Regions from separate parts of the Mus musculus genome. Here region 2 is linked to region 1. Evidence: chromatin loops called from intact Hi-C (ENCODE). Cell type or tissue: heart. All regions are shown on one strand. Links, peaks and the distances in the headings refer to the core of each region. The heading gives the core; the rest is flanking DNA. Region 1 overlaps Ankrd1 (ankyrin repeat domain 1 (cardiac muscle)). Region 2 has its middle 61 kb from the start of Pcgf5.

Region 1 (8,333 bases), core at 319-8,318:
TGCTTTTGAGTTTCCAGAATTCCTCAAATATCTGAAAGTATTATGTCCATGGTAATAACTTTTGAGATACACTGAGGGTTCAAATGTCTCTATTTGCATAAGAATAGCGTAAGACTTGGCATGAATTCAGGTCACAGGGTCAAACATGGGGAAGACTAGAGATTTTGATCTGACCTTGGAGCCTAACAGTTCTTTGAAAGGTTGATCTTGAATGAAGGATGGTCAAAATTGTTGACCTTTAAAATACACATTGTGAGACTGGAGAGATGGCTCAGAGGTTAAGAGCACAGGTTGCTCTTCCAGAGAACCTGAATTCTATTCCTAGCAACCAGATGCTGTCTCACAAACATTTATAATGGGATCTGATGTTCTCTTCTGGTGTGCAGGCATAGCAGTTATATACATAAAATACATAAATAAATCTTTAAAAAAAGATCCCACATTGGATAATTCTAACCTGCCTTGGTCATTCCTGGCTGAAGAGACCCCAGAGCAGGTAGGAATATATACACTAACCTTTCCCCAAATAGCTCCCAACTACCCAGAACTGAAATTAATCATTATCAAATCTGGAGAATTCCAAATAGTCCTTTGCTCACAAGAATGTAAAATGTTGCCATTCCTTCTGGGAGTCACCTTGCACTTTCTGATTTTTTTTTTTAAAATAACTACCATTCATTTTCCACTTTGACTTATATGCATGAGTCTCAAAATAATTTCCTACATTATTTTAAGTCCCAATGTGCTAATTAAACCTCATCTTTATGCAGGAAATGTAAGCAATTTTCCCTCTTGGCTCCAATTCCCAGATAAATATCATCTACCATAGCTGCAAAAGATAAGGGCTCGCTCCTTCCTTTCTCCCTCCCTCCCTCCCTCCCTCCTTCCCTCCCTCCTTCCCTCCCTCCCTCCCTCCCTCCCTTCCTCCCTCTCTTCCTTCCTTCCTTCCTTCCTTCCTTCCTTCCTTCCTTCCTTCTTCCCTTCCTCCCTCCCTTCCTTCTTCCTTCCTTTCTTTTTAATTTAATTTTATTTGCAATTCATTTTTTTACACCCCATATTCCATTCTCCACCCCTCCCCATCCACCCTCCGACTTCTCCACATCCCACACCTCCTCCCTACCCCACCGCATCTCCACATGGATGCCCCTACCCCCACCCCACCTGACCTCTAAACTCCCTGGGGCCTCCAGTCTCTTGAGGGTTAGGTGCATCATCTCTGAATGAACACAGTCCTGGAAGTCCTCTACTGTATGTGTGTTGGGGTCCTCTTATCAGGTGCTGTATGCTGTCTGTTTGGTGGTCCAGTGTTAGAAAGATCTCAAGGGTTCAGATTAATTGAGACTGTTGGTCCTCCTGGAGGATCACCCTTCTCTTCAGCTTCTTTCAGTCTTCCCTAATTCAACAACAGGGGTCAGCTGCTTCTGTCCATTGGTTGGGTACAAATAACTGCATCTGACTCTTTCAGCTGCTTGTTGGGTCTTTCAGAGGGCAGTTATGATAGATCCCTTTTTGTGAGCATTCCATAGCCTCAGTAATAGTGTCAGGCCTTGGGACCTCCCCTTGAGCTGGATCCCACTTTGTGCCTGTCACTGGACCTTCTTTTCCTCAGGCTCCTCTCCATTCCACCCCTGTAATTCTTTCAGACAGAAAAACTTATGGGTCAGAGATGTGACTGTGGGATGGCAACTCCATCTCTCACTTGATGTCCTGTCTTCCTGCTGGAGGTGGGCTCTATAAGTTCCCTCTCCCTACTATTGGGCATTTCATCTAAGGTCCCTCCCTATGAGTCCTGGGAGTCTCTCCCCTCCCAGGTCTCTGGTGCATTCTGGAGGGGAGGGGTGTCTGGAGACATTTTTGAACCTCACCATGACTTGAGGTGTTACGTTATTGTAGGGACCAGGGAATTTTTTTTTTTTTTTTTGACAGCACCACTGATAGTTCTGTGGATGGTAGATGGGAAAGCCAATAAAAGTATCATGAAAAAACAGGGACAGGATAGTTTGAATAAACGGTATGTAGATCACTCATATAAAACCCATATACTCTGATAATATACCTCATTAGCATAGGTGCAGAGAGTGCAAACTGACAGTCACCCGGAAGTCAAATTTCCCTTTCTTCTGTGTAGGCTGGGAAGACCCCCATGGATCTGGTGTTGCACTGGCAGAGTGGAACCAAAGCAATATTCGACAGCCTCAAGGAGAATGCCTACAAGAACTCTCGCATAGCTACATTCTGAGAAAAGAGACTCAACAGGAGCTGTTCGCAGGCATTTTTAAAGCATTTCCCAACAGAAGAGCAACTAGCAATAAAATCCAGCTTTTGTTTGCCAGCCAAATAGGGAGAGATGCTCAAAGAAGCTTCAAGAAAGCACTGGGTTGTAGGTGTTAAAATATCCTCTAGTGATGTTCACCACTTTTATTTATTCCTACCTATTTATTTATTTCATAGCACCAGTATTCAGGCTTTCATGAACATCATTTTGGGGGAGCAAGACTTCATCTGTATGTACATTCAGAGTCTTCCCATAGCTCTTAAACCGTGTGGGTGAATGGTGTCTAATTGCACCCCTTTGTGTTCTCACTTGCATAAAGCTATTCAAGGTACTTTTTAAAAGGCAAGGGTTGATCCCCGCAGCCCTTCTCTGAATTCTCACTGCTGATATCTGAATGAAGCAACAGAAGGCACGCAGTAACGCAGACGGGAACGGAAGCAGTTCCGCAGGACTGGCGCGGAGGCTCGCCACCCACCCACAGATTTGGTTCGGTTTGGTTGTTTACCAGATCACATGATGTCGATGTCCCAAGGTGAAGGCAACGTCAGGAGTGCCGCATGTAGGGAGATGGAGGGAGTAGGCAATGGGGCCAAGGAAAACTGAGTTCGATGAAAGAAGAAATCAAAAGGACACGCGCTGTAAATGTATAAATGTATATTGTGTTGTATGTATATTTTATATTTATAATAAATGCAAACTAATTCTCGGCCGTGTTCTAAGGTTTTTTTGTTTTTTGTTTTTGTCAGATCAGTGGTAGGGATTTCTCATGTAAAAGGGGCCATCTAGGGAGGGGCTCATTTGTCAGTGTTTTCTTGCTTTTTCAGATTAGAAATCTCGGGGGATGGAAAGATGACTCAGTGATTAGGAGCACCAAGGGTCCGAATTCAGTTCCCAGGAGCACAGGAGGACTCGCAGCAATTTGTAAAGAGGGTGGCAGACCTGATGCTCTCTTCTGACTTCATAGGTACCAGGCATGCGTGTGGTGCACATACATGTGTGCAGCAAAAACACTCATGCACATCAGAGTAAAACAACTCTAAAAAAAATTAATAAAAAATTAATAAGAAATGGAGGAGGAAGAGGAAGAGGAGGACCAGGAGGAGGAGGAGGGTGGGAAGAAATACCTTGTAGAAACCAGTCTTGGTACTTATGGAGTGATAGATTACCCAGGGATCTTGATAAACTGAAGAATTGCCCTCAACTGGTGTCAGGTGTGTGTGGGGGGGACTAGTGAATCTGCATTTCTGACCAGCTCCTGCCACTGAATTATGATACAACCCCCCAAAACAAACAAACAAACAAACAAAAACCAGTTGTTGTTTTGCTCCAATAATGTGGAAAAAGAGACCCCTGGTGGGAAGAATGATTACTGCAGGTTAAAGAAGCAATTCTTAAGTTTTCATCTGGGCTTCTTGACTCGCTAATTAGGGGCCTATCAATCACTGTATTGTGGACAGGCGCTGACAGGATCAAAGGCTCCCCTCCTGCCCCCCCTGAGAGAACATTCTGGGTCAATGGCTTTTGACCTCCAGCAGGAAAAGGTTTGTTGCCAAATGTTGAGCGGAGGTGAGAAAAAGATTGTCTCTGAGCTCCTGGAGCAGACAAGTATAAAGAAATAAGTAGGAAATAAACATACAAGCCCAGTGAAGGGAACGGTGGAATGCTCTCTTTGAGCGTCTAAGATGTGGAGGTCTATAAATGATGGAGATGGGGCAGTTATGATTTTTTCTTTTTGGAGGTGGTAAGATTGAGGGACAGTCCGAAACAAAAACAAAAACAAAAACAAAAACACCAAAAAACCCCAAGAAACCAAAAAACCAAAAAAAACCAAAAAACCAAAAAGAACAAGGGTTATTCCAGCCTACATTTCTGTAGGCAGCAGCAGAGCTTCGACAAGCTCAAGGGTGTGGGGAATGTTTGGAACTTGGCACACAGTCTGTGGAAGACACAGGTCAAACTCCAGCCCTGTGCTCTCCTGAAACTCACACCAAGTAGGACTGTGTTCACGAACCTCCTTTTTATACGTGCCTCCATCACTGTGGGAGAGTACAGGCACGGTCTGTAGCCAAGACATTGTTCAACCACACAGTAACAGACACACGTGGGTTGGGCTGACGGCCAGAAATGTTTTTTTTGGGGGGGGGGCCCTTTCTTTCTGTCCCCCTCTCATATGAAGAACCGAATGGCAGATTCATTCTATCAGTTCTTTCTCTCTCTGTCATCCCTCCCTGGCCACCTGGACAGAGGTCTAAGTCAGCGGTTCTCAATCTTCCTAGTGCTGCGACCCTTCAATACAGTTCCTCACGCTGTGGTGACTGCCAACCATAAAATTATTTCATTGCTACTTCATAACTGTAATTTTGCTGTTATGAATCATAAAGTAAACCTCTGTATTTTCCTATAGTGCAGTCGACCTCTGAGAAAGAGTTATTCCACCCCAAGGAGTCATGACCCACAGGTTGAGATCTGCGGTTGCACATTTAAGGTCTGGGCATCCAGTAAATGTTTCCAATACAGACTGTTTCTCTTGCTCATGTCCATATCTGCCTGGTATAACGTGGACATAATAGTATCTGACCAAAGTGTCTTATTTGAGCCTCTTTGCCCCAAAGAGCTTGGGGGTTAAAAGGAGAAAAGACTTAAAAATAAGCTTTGCACTGTCACGTTTAAACCTTTGTACTAATAAAGAAGTAGAGGGCACAGGAGACCTGTAGAATGATAGCAGGTAGACAGACTGGCTCTGACTATGGCTCTATCTTTGTGAGTGGAAAAGAGAAATATCTAAGGGGAAAATTCCATTTCTTCCACACCGATAGGTCTCAGAAGCCCCTGTCTCCCCCTGAACCAACTCGTTGCTTATTGTAAGGAACGCGGGACCAGGGAGGCAAAGCTACCCACCGGTGCACCAGCTTCCGAGCCGCAGCCATGTAACCATGGAAACCATTCCATTTTGTGTGTGTGTAGGGGGGGGGGGTCGTGAATGAGATAAGGTAAGGGAGGTAATGTGTAAACGCCTTAGTTATGATTGGCTGAAATTTGTTAAAAAAATCCCTGGTCTGGTGGCGACTCACTCAATCCAATGGAGACGTCGTGCTGAGAGATGAATGCAAGTGGACGCCCAGTGCCAAAGGAGAACTCGCCCGCATCGGGTGGGTCCAGCTCAAGTGGGAACCCGAAAAGCAGCAAGAGACATCGCGAGCTTACCTGACGCTCGCTGCCATCCAGCCAGGCTACGACATCAGCCAGATCGGTGGTTAGTGAAGTGTGTGTGTGTGTGTGTGTGTGTGTGTGTGCGTGCGCGTGTGCATACTTATGAATAAATAAACTGTTTTAACCTTTCCTTTGAGTTCCAGGATTTCCTTTTTGCCTCTGTCATTAATCCCGATTCACGACAGTTTCGCAACACTTATGGTCTTTTTTTTTTTTCTTGTGTTCTCTTTGTCACAGAAGGACATATTTTACAATGGAGAGTTCTGGAAGTTATTCTTGACTTTATTTCCACTCAGAGCTTTTGATCGTGACCAAGTTTTATCAAACACGCTGACTTCTAGTCCGCTCTGTAATCTGTGCCCTCCAACCTAGGCAAAGCCTGAAACATCAGGATTACTCAAACATCCTTCTTTGAAAAACAAAAAAAAACATGTCTATCTGTGTGTGTGTGTGTGTGTGTGTGTGTGTGAGAGAGAGAGAGAGAGAGAGAGAGAGAGAGAGAGAGAGAGAGAGAGAGAGAGAGAAACCATGTGTATTCAGAAGCCCAGAGGCCAGAAGAAGGTGTAGGAGCCCCTAGAACTATAGTTACAAGTGGTTTGAGCCACCCAGCCTGGGTGCTGGGAACTGAACTCAGGTCTTCTGGAGGTGACGCAAGTGCTCTTAAGTTCTGAGACCCTCTCCAGTCCCACTTCTCTGTTTTTAGTTGTGGCCAGAAGTTTCCTAAAATGCAAATCTGACCCAGCCAGTCTCTTTCAAATCCTTCAATGTCGTCGTCGTCCCATTTCTCTCGGGATCACATGCAAACCCCTTGTCTTAAGATATCTTTAAGCTTTGGCTGCTGCTATTCTTTTTCAGTTCTGGGGATTAAAGGCAAAGCCTCTAGGACACAGGCGAGTGCCCAAACCTGATCGGTACAGCACCCCGCAGCCCCACAGTGCTCCCATGCCCTGTTCTGTTCTCTATTGTTGCTTTCTTGTATCAGGATCTCCCTAAATTGACCTGGATGGCTTTGAACTCTTTCTGAGTTTAGGCAATCCTTGAATTTGTGGCTTTCTTACCTTGGTCTCCTGAATAGCTGGACTCTAGGGCTGTGCCTCCAGACGTGGATCAGGAATCCATCTTCTTCCAACACTGGTTGGTTACATGTGTGCGTGTAAGTGCCACAGCACAAGTCAGAGGGGCATTTGTGATAGTCAGTGCTCTGCTTCCAACCATCTTTTTAAAAACCTGCTTCTTTCATCTGCTTTCTTTGGGCCTTTGGCTGCTGCACCTGGTCACCTCCTCTCCCCTCTCTCTTCTCCTCCCTCCTCTCCTCACACGGCTCAGGGCCAGGTCCACTCTGGACTCTCCCAGAGTCCCTGCCTCTGACTATGCTCTCCCACATATTTATAATAAACTTTCTCTTTCACCAACCTGAGAATAATCATGTTCTTTCCTTTTAATTTTCCTTTATTAACAACTTACTTCAGATGTCTTAATTAACCCTACTATTTTGTTTCAATGTGCATGGATCATTTAACTAATTTTTGTTGAGTGTTTAAGTTAATCTTCCCATCATCTTACACACTGTAGGAGTGAATATCCATATAGGTGCACTCTTTCTACCCAGCCAGTTCTTTTTATTCTTTTTCCTAAAACAGGGAGGATCTCACTGTGTAGCCAAGGCTGGCCATAAACTCAAAGATCCTCCCAAGGGGCGAGATTATAGTGTGAGTGACTATAATCTCAGCCCTTGTCTAGCTCTAACTTTACTTACTTTTGAAGAATACCTTGTAGAAGTATTTATAAGGTTAACATCAAATTATGGCCACTTTCAAAATAGTCTACAGCCTTTCCCAATTGTGAAAACACTAACTTTGTGTCCGTTTTAAACTTTCCCAACCTAACCAGCAAGCATATCACCGATGACTAGTAAAGTGTGACATTTTCATATCTGTTGAGTGCTTTTTGATCCTTATTTGCTCGATTGTTTTAGAAGTGAAGTTGGTCCCTCTTGCAATGAGGATCTTATACAAATGTTTTATTTACTGAGGGCTCTGCAGAAGGGGAAATGAGGCAGGATGACAGAGGGAAGGTTGTGGTCTCAGGAGAGAGCTATCCTCAGCTAAGCCCTTGAAATGTTCAGGCTCTAGCCCCAGGCTAACCTCATAGTGTAGTTAAGACTGCCCAGGCATCATAGGGGTAAAGTTAATGCTCTGGGGGAAGGGTATTTCTTAGTACCCAACTCAGACATCTGGAGCATAGGTCTGCAATGCTGGGGAAGGGATCTGAACTAGCACTATTTGTCATGGTATTGTGTTTGAGACATGATCTGACTATGTAGCCTAAACTGGTCGTGAACTTTGTGTATTGCCCTGCTTTGCCTCAAAGTCATGATTGGCCTTCCCAAGCTTCTTGAATGCTGGGATTACCATTGCAATGGTGGGGTGCTGCATGCCTTTTGAAAACAATTCAGGTACAGTGATTCCAGTCTCGCTCAACGATAACTTGAAGGCAACTTTCCTAGATTGTATTGTTTCCAGAATATTCTATTTTTTGTTGTTTTTCAAGACAGGGTTTCTCTGTGTAGCCCTGGCTGTCCTGGAACTCACTTTGTAGACCAGGCTGGCCTCGAACTCAGAAATCCGCCTACCTCTGCCTCCCGAGTGCTGGGATTAAAGGCGTGCGCCACCATGCCTGGCTCAGAATATTCTAATTTCATAATACTAGAGACTGAACCTACAATTCAGTGAGTCACATTTCTAACTTCTAACATAGTTTTATAGAAATCAATTGACATTTTCCAGTTTCAATAATCATACTTGAGTCTATTTCAATCTAACATCTTTTTAAAATCTACATTTTGTCT
Region 2 (8,333 bases), core at 13-8,012, 240 kb before region 1:
TGCACACGACCTGGAGATGCTTTGCCCGCAGCTCTTCCTGTGTATTTTAATACCTGCCCATCCTATCTTAGGCTATCCTCCTGCTTCTGTCTTCCCATCCCCCTCATTCATTACTCAGCAAGTGGCCTTGCATCCCCTTCTACAGCAGTCACTCCACCCCAACCCTGACTTAGCTTAGCATTGCTGTCCTTCTGTCCCTACTGGTGCTATCATTGCTCCCGTGTAGGCTAGCCTTAAAATATAAGTTTGATGACATCATCCCGCACTTAATAATCTGTGATGTTCACAACAAACCCAACAGGCTCCCTAGCTGGACATAGAAGATGCTTTATAATGTGACCCTAATATTTCCATGTATTCCCCTTTTCCCATTAAACTCTCTTCTAGCTCTTCGACCTTCAACCCAACCACATTTCTTCCATTTCTCGATACAGTTGCATATTCTTTCCTTCAAGTCTCAATACAGGCTGGTCTCCAAATTCTGCCAGTTCTACACTTATGGAAATTTTAAGGTCTTGTGCAATCCCTTGATTCTTTCCCTAGTTTTCTGGCTAATAATAGATTTGTTTTTCTTTTCTAAAATCGCCATGTATTTTCTTACGATTCTTTAACAGCTCCATGTAACACAGCCTTTGGTTATCCATCATACTTTCTCTAAGTAACTTTGTAAGGTTCTCCTAGTCTCTGATTATCCCATACACTTCTCATACTGCCTTTCATATAGTAAACTAAGAGAATGTTTAAGTTAATCTACATAGTGTATAGAATAAAAATGTAGTTAATTTATCAATGTTTATTAAAACAAATACTTAGGAGGCCTAGAAACTAAGCTTTTTTTTTTTTCAGTTCACAGGATGTAGGAATATAGGTATCACTTTAATTAAAAATTAAAAATTCAGAACAGCACAAATGTAGCCTGTTCCTAAAACCAAAGAGTTGGGCCAGACCTCAGGGGCCACAGGGGTCATTTAATCCCTCCGTGTCAGCCCCACGGATGCATACGTGTGGAATGTAGAACAGTTAGTATTTATTTTATTGTTGGTTTGTTTTCTTTTGAGACCAGGTGTCATTTAGTAAAAGCTGGCCTTGAACTCATTACGTAGCCCAGGATGACCTTGAACTCCTGATCCTCCTGCCTCAACTTCACAAGTACTGGGATTACAGATGTATGCACAAACACACCCAACTTTCAGATATAACTCATTAAGAGCCCTTTCTATACCAGGTCCTTCTACAGTAGACCATGCTCACACAATCCTTCAGTGTACACAGCACCAATGCTGCCACCACTATGTGCACGCACGTGTACACACACACACACACACACACACACACACAAAATGAGAGAACTTCTCCCAAAGTCAAGTACCTCATTATAGAGAGGGCTTCCTGCTAGACACAGAACTGAAATTCAGGCTTTCTTTTCTACTGACTATTGTTACAAATGTAAGACCCACTACGTGAACAAACTTATGTCTCCAGATACCACTATGCTAACCAAGACAGAGCGCACATGAAAAGTTCCATGTCACTTTCATTAAAACTTAGAGACATTAAAATTGGTAGCATCATCACCATAAAACTGCGAAGGCCTATTCTTATTTGCCAGAAAAACTCCTTTCCTAGTTTTCACTTCTTAAGTATGTTATCCACTGAAAAGCCATTTGTCCAACCAGATTCAGCAAGTATTTGTTGAATCCCTCAGATGGGAGACATGGGAAGATACAAATCCAAGTGAGGTATGATTTTACTCCCTGTAAAGTGTTCACAAGCAAGAGGCAGACAATCTGTTAGTCGGAGGAGCAATTCCTCCCCACCTGTTGGTACTTGGACTAACGCTGGGGCTTCCACAACAACACAAACTCCAGATTCTAGGTTCTAGTCCCAGCTCTGAATCTTGAGCAAATCCCTTTACTACCTAAGTCATTTCAGAGACGGTTCTGAAAGGATGTAGCCTGCAACTTCAAGATCTCTTGTAGCTAGCTCTAAAATGCTGTGTTCTCTGAACTCGGTCTTGAAGTTACACTTCCAGAAATGACTAGTTGCGAGGATGAGGCAGGGCGGCCACTCCTATTCAGCAGTGGACCGTGGAAACACTGAGAGCTGACTGTACTGCTACGAAACTGAGGCTGAGTAACACGCTCTGCAGTTTATTCTTTATAATAACATACTTTATCAAGGTAGTCATCTGAGTATTAAGTACTACATCCAAACCGTCCTCCCATATTGACTTGTAGCTCTAATCCTTGTGATATTCAATCGAGTCAATTAAAGGATAATTTTAGACAACACCTTTTAGCTACTATTCTGTGTCCAAAATCAACAACACATTAGAGTTAGGGCCCCTGACAGAGAAAGAACGCTTTGAGTTTGTTTAAATTAATACTATATTATATTACTGTGACAGTTTTCACCACCACTAAGAATGAGTTTGGTTTACAGGTAGGAGGAAAGAGGAATGAAGAAACACCAGTGTTCCAAACGAACGGAAACATTCAGGCCTGGGACAACTTGACTACGCTGATTTCGCTTTAGCAGTTTTTCCATTTTTAAACTAGTAGCTCTATTTTTATTTACTCAGTAATAAACGTGGTGCCAAAGCTTCATATCCGTCTTCATAGTAAGCATCTTACAACAGGATGCTTAAAGGTCTGTCACTGTGTGCCCTTAACTGCACAGCGGAGGAAACGGATCGATCTCGAGAAAATCACACCGGTAAAGAGAAAGTGAGAACTGTACCCTACTGGCAACTTGCCCACCAAAGGCAAGGCATTGCAACTGTTGAAGATCGTCCTGCCAAGAATGAGGGAGAGAAATGTATTCATTCGGCATGTCAACAAACATAGGGTGCCCCGAATGTATATGAGGCTTCTGTTGACTCGAGTGTATACATGAACAAACAGGTAAAGTCTTCCACTTTCTCCTCTGTGAAATTTACATTCTTGTAGGGGGAGAGCAGACTTAAATAATGCTGCTACAAAGTATTTTTTTTTTAGCGATTAGGAGCTATTAAGAAAATAGGAGGGGTATGAAGTAGTTTAGGAGGACCAAGAACTAAGAAGTATGGTGATCAAGAGTATTTGTGGGGGCCTGACACTGGAGGTGAGCCCCAGATGACAAGAAAATTTGCTCTGTAGTCCTTCAAGTGTGGGGTGGGATGGGAACGTCAAGTTGGTGTTCAGGAATAATGACAGTAGGAAACATTCTGTATTCATGAATGAAAAACGAGATGGCCTTTTAAAACTTAAAAAAATAAAGCTAATCTTTATATCATCTACTTGAGGGACCAGTTGTTTAAGATCGACTCACTTTTAAGGATTCTGCTAATTACTTGGCAACTGCTGAAGTAGACACAATTACTCGAATTCCAACCATGCTGCAGACCTCCCTCACTTGACACCATTCAAATTCTGAATGGGACTGGACCGGGCCCTGCAGCGAATCAGCGCCTCCTCTGCTTCATTAACCCAGCCAGGTGGAATCTCATTACCCTTCCAGAAAACGAGAAGCAAGACTGGGGAAGGTGGGTTAGCCCTACACCCCGAAAGTTACTGTGGCAGGTTTAAATTAAAAAAAAAAAAAAAAAAAAAAAAAAAAAAAAAACCCGCCGCCCTCTCGCATGAACTCCCCCCGCCCCTCCGGGCGTCAGCCCTCGCAGAAGGGCGGCCCACAGCGAGTACGCGCGCGCGTGTGGAGCCCGCGTGAATCATCGGAGCGCGGTCCACCGGGGCGATGATTCATTCACCGCTCCGGAGCTCCCGGCCACACGTTCCCGGCGTACTATGACGGCCGCACACGCAGCTTCCTTAATATTAAACAAATGTTTCAAAGTACAGACGCCTGCAGCGAGAGACGCGGAGAGCCGGGCTAGGTGGCAGGGAGCGAGCGTCCCGGGGCAGGCAGGGGCGCGGAGAGCAAGGTTGGCTCCGACGCGACCCCCGAGGCGTGCGGTGGCGCACAGGTGGGTCCCCACCGTCCTCGCCGCCGCGCTCCCGATCGCCCCTCTGCTCTCCGTGGCATCTTATATAATAGCCCCAGCCGATCCAAACGGAAGCGGGGCGCGCGCTGCCAGGGCCGCCCGGCAGAGGTGCTCACTCCCGGAGCCCGAGGGGCTCCCCACGCAGCTTCCAGGAGAGGGGGGTAAAGGCCCCGAGCGCCCGCCCCGCGCGTCCCCTCGCAAAGGCGCTCGATCCTGGCCGGTCCCCTTCAGGAAGCCGCGAGCGTCACCAACTGCGTCAGCTTCTTCAAACACCGTGCCCTGTCTCTCTCCAGCCCGGGAGCCTTCGCCGCGGGGCCGGGGCCGCGAGCCGCGCTGGCAAGCGTGCCTCGGGGGAGGAGAAAGTTCCCGGGGACCCTCCCGTAGCCCGCCCGGCCCAGCCGCGCCGCCAGCACCCGTGCCCCGGCGTGGGCAACTTGGGACCCCCGGCTGCGCGCGACCCCTACTGCCTGCCGAGCTCTCACGGCGCCCGCGGGGATCACGCCCCGGGCCCAGCGGAAGATCGGCCACGCTTTAAAAAAGGGGGAAAAAAACTTCGCAAAGCCGGGAAGCCTCCGGGGTCCCCGAGCATCGCTCTTACCTAGCTCTCGGGAGGCCACGTTCCGGGCGGGCCGCACGGGGCGCGTGGTGCACGAGCGCGCGCGCGTGGGGCGGTAGGTGAGCAGCCCGCGCGGGCGGGGCGGAGCAGGACCCGGTGGCGAGGCGCGAGCCGCGCGGGCGGGGGGTCCGGGTGGCCCGGCCGCGGGAGGGCGGGGAAAAGGACGACGGCAGCGGAGCCCGCGGTGACCGTGACGGTGGCGGCGGAGGCGACGGCGATGGGCGCGGGGCGAGCGCGCCAAGGGGGCGGAGGAGTTGCCAGAGGGTTTGTTTACGCATTGCTGCCCGGCTCGGGGCACAGCCCGCACTCCCTGATTGGACACAAACTGGGGCACAGCCTCTCGCCGCCGCCCGCCAGGCCTTCTGGAGCAGCCGCCGCCGCTGCTGCGTAGCTCCTGGAGCGCCTGCGGGTCACAGCCCACCGCGGTGCCTGGGCTTGAAGGGGAACAGCAGGGGTGACCGGCAGGGTGGGCGTGGAGCGAAGCAGGCTCCTGGAGCTTGGAGCAGCCCACCTGTAGTGGTGCGACCTTGGCAAGGAGAAACTTGAAACTTCTCTGGCTTGGAAACTGCCTATGCTCCAGGGGTTGATTAGATACCCACCCTGCATCCCCTCCACCCCAACCCCACCAGGAAGCTTGCCTTGAGCAGATAGAAAAGCAGCTCAAATATTAATAAGTCTTTGGTCAAGTCGAGGCTTCTTGTCGAAGCTGATCCGTAGGAGCTCACAGTACTTCTCTGCCTCCCGCTTCCCTGCTTTTAATCTCCTTGCTTCCACATGACATTCAAAAAGTTGTCCCTCCCAGAAGTGACCTCTTCGCCCTGGTGCTGAGCATCTTCTGAGACTTCCCATGGTCTCGGCTTCCTTCACAGGCGAACTTGCACATCTTCAGCCTTCTTTCTACTGCCCAACTGTCACCTCAGAACCTGAGGCTAAATACCATGCCTCAATGCGTTGGCAGATTTTCATTGCCTGAATCCTGTTCTGTTCTCTGCCAGAGAGCACTGGGCTTCCCTCTACCTGTTCACGTGCTCCCGATCTCAGCTTCCTCCTACCACAGCAGTGTGTAGTCTTCTGGATTCCCTTACTGACATCAGTCTGATTTGGGGATCAGTCTCTATCCCCAAGATACCTTCCTCCCTCATTCTATTCAATGTCTTGAGGAAAGTGACCAAGTTTCAACAGGGCTCCAGCAGCCTGGGAGAAATGAAACTGAAAATTATCCTGTGTTGTCTGAGTGTCTGGGCCCAGGGAACTTTGAATCTTCGAAGAACTGAGAACACAGACTCCCCATCTTGTCGAAAGCAACCGCTTTTGACACCCAAGTGTGTCCTCCGTGTTTCCTGTCTCTGTATTCACTCCCTACATCTAACTGTGTGCCTCTGGACTCAAAATGGGTAATCAGCCCTAGGTGGTATGTGACTGAGCTCTGCTGCAAAGTGAATAAAGACAGTCATAAAGCAACAGGCACAAACTCAGTCATTTTACAGATGATTAGGGATACTAAGAGCCATCTAGTCCTGATAGCATAGGTGGATTCATCTGGGCTGATCAAACACTACTTCTGATCTGTCATGAGATGGACCCTGGTCCGTCGTGACTGCTGGAATGGCTGGATTTCTTTGTCTAGATATGCTGCATATAGTCCCATTGGGAAGACATCTGGACTCTGGAGAAGCATCCAATGAACTGTTTCTGTCTCAGATAGTTCACATAAGCTACAAATACATGGAAGGAACTTCAGTTGCAACTAAGGGAGGGTAAGGCCATCCTGAGATTAGCTGTCAATAAAAGCAACCCCTCCCCAAGGCTCCAGCTTGGGGGTGGGGGGAGGGCGAGCAGGGGCCAGTAGGAAGGAAGCACCCAGAGCAGTGGGGCAGATATCACAGAGTGGAGCTTCTCCTGGAGACCCCTTCAAAGCAAAGGGTCCTTCCTCCTCTCCTTCCTTTCTCAGCCTCCCAGTCAGCAGCACGTGGAAGAAGCATGAGAAGCCAGTGCACTTGTAACTACTGGCTAACGCATGGCACGACCGGTGTTAGGGAAAGGAGAATGCAGCCCAGAGCGTCGTGATAGGTGACAGATGTCCCAGGCTTGGGTGCAGCATCTGATTGCCTCTGGGACTCATCCTCCAGGTCGGTTTATTCAGTGTGAGTGAACACCCTGTTCAGTCGCCCACCCCCTCTCCGGCACCTTGTCCTCCCTTTGTATAGTGACTTCTTTCTCCTAGCCTTCTCCTTTCCTACATGGCATCCTTCCTTAGCTGTCCTTTCTCACCTTTCTGTTTGTGCTTCCTTCCTTCCTCTCTCCTTCGATTCTCCCTCTCTAGGTTCTGGTCACACCATCCCTGTGCCAGCTGCGGGCACTGGTATGAAGAGCCATGCCCACCTTTCCCGTTAAGGCCTTCAGATTTAGATGCCACTGTGCTGTGGCCCTTTCACACACAATGCTAGACAGCTATCTTATGTTATCTTCAGTCTTCAGCATACACTCATTGGTTGAGCACCGCTGGATAGAATTTAGTGGCTTGCCTATTGTCTGTCCTCAAAGGAGCCTCTGCTTATGCAGGTCACTTGACGACACCTGCTTACTCTTCGAGTTAGGTTTCCCTCCTCACTTTCTTATCCTATAATTTCTCATTATCAGAAACGCCTCCTCAAACCCCAAATCCCAACAGTCCAGGACGTCATTTTAAGTCCTCAACTGGAGGAGGTAGCATCTCATCACATTTGTGAAGGGGGAATAAGATTTGAAAGGCCCGAAATTGATCAAGGAGGAGCATTTTTGGTGGAACAGGAAATAATATGGTCCAACTTGGCTGAAACATGAAGGAAGGCTAACAAATTAGAGAATGTTCCATCATAGTCCCCCAAAAGAAACACTGTTCAGAAACCTACATTAAATCCTAAATACGTGTATAGTTCGGATTATTCGAACCATCGCGTTTTACAGCCACAGAGGAGTGCTAACACTGTCTAGCCCAAAAGGTTTTAAAATAAGAGATCCATGGCTGTAAGGTTCGGGTACTTGAACACCAAGGTGATTGAACATGGCCATTGAAGTCTACTCATATTCAGATACCGTCTCTGATAAATGTTGTGCCATGTGACCTTGAACTCACATACCGTTTCTTCTTCAACACATCAGGGAAAATAATATCATCTACTCCAGTGGCTTTTGTGGAAATTAGTATATATAAAAAACTTTATAGTCAGTTTTGACAACATAGACAGCCAGAGAGCAAGGAGCTTAAACAGCAAATATTTCTTCCTAACTTTTAAAGTTCAGAGTTCTATGAGAATATTCTTCTTTTCAGCTGTGCAAACAGACAACTCCATGCATCCTGGCAGTGGAAATGGGGTGGGTGAGATAGGATTCAACAGATATGGGTGCGTATCGTCATGCTTCCTTCCCATGCTAGAAGATACCAGAGCTGGAACGAGTCTCTCAAGCTTTTAAAGCCCTCATTGGGAATGTTTGATATGATATGGGCAGTTCTAGTGCATCGTATGCATTTGATGCCATCAGTGGGGACATGGCACGGCACTAGTTTGCTGTTTAAAGAAGGTCTCAGTCAGGCTTGGTGGCGTGCACACTTTTAATTCTAGCACTTGGAAGGGAGAGAGAGGCAGGTGGGTTGCTGTGAGTTCAAGAAAAGCCTGGTCTACACGGTGAGTTACGGTGCAGCTAGAGCTATGTAGTGAGACCTTGTCTCAATGTACCCCCTGCCCCTGAACCCCAAAA

Evidence for each region. Peaks named below come from ENCODE experiments on the same cell type or tissue, not always from the same donor. Only the 100,000 strongest peaks of a DNase experiment are listed, where the experiment ranks them.
Region 2: it touches region 1 in a loop (6-fold over the local background); 7 of 42 quality-filtered maps call a loop at or near these places.

What each region holds. Positions count from the first base shown.
Region 1 is chr19:36,106,613-36,114,945 of GRCm38, reverse strand. Ankrd1 (ankyrin repeat domain 1 (cardiac muscle)) reads left to right here. Exons shown (of 9, transcript NM_013468.3): 9 at 2,129-2,981. The coding sequence ends at 2,239. Among named protein-coding and RNA genes, the nearest start is that of Ankrd1, 9.1 kb to the left of the region's middle. In heart, for the core only: a CTCF peak has its summit at 3,633; no DNase peak of the experiment used is centred there.
Region 2 is chr19:36,344,814-36,353,146 of GRCm38, reverse strand. It overlaps a transcript of Pcgf5 not described here. Among named protein-coding and RNA genes, the nearest start is that of Pcgf5, 61 kb to the left of the region's middle. In heart, for the core only: a CTCF peak has its summit at 4,106; DNase peaks (open chromatin) are centred at 3,706, 4,186 and 4,786; H3K4me3 peaks cover 2,404 bases; H3K27ac peaks cover 1,940 bases; H3K27me3 peaks cover 496 bases.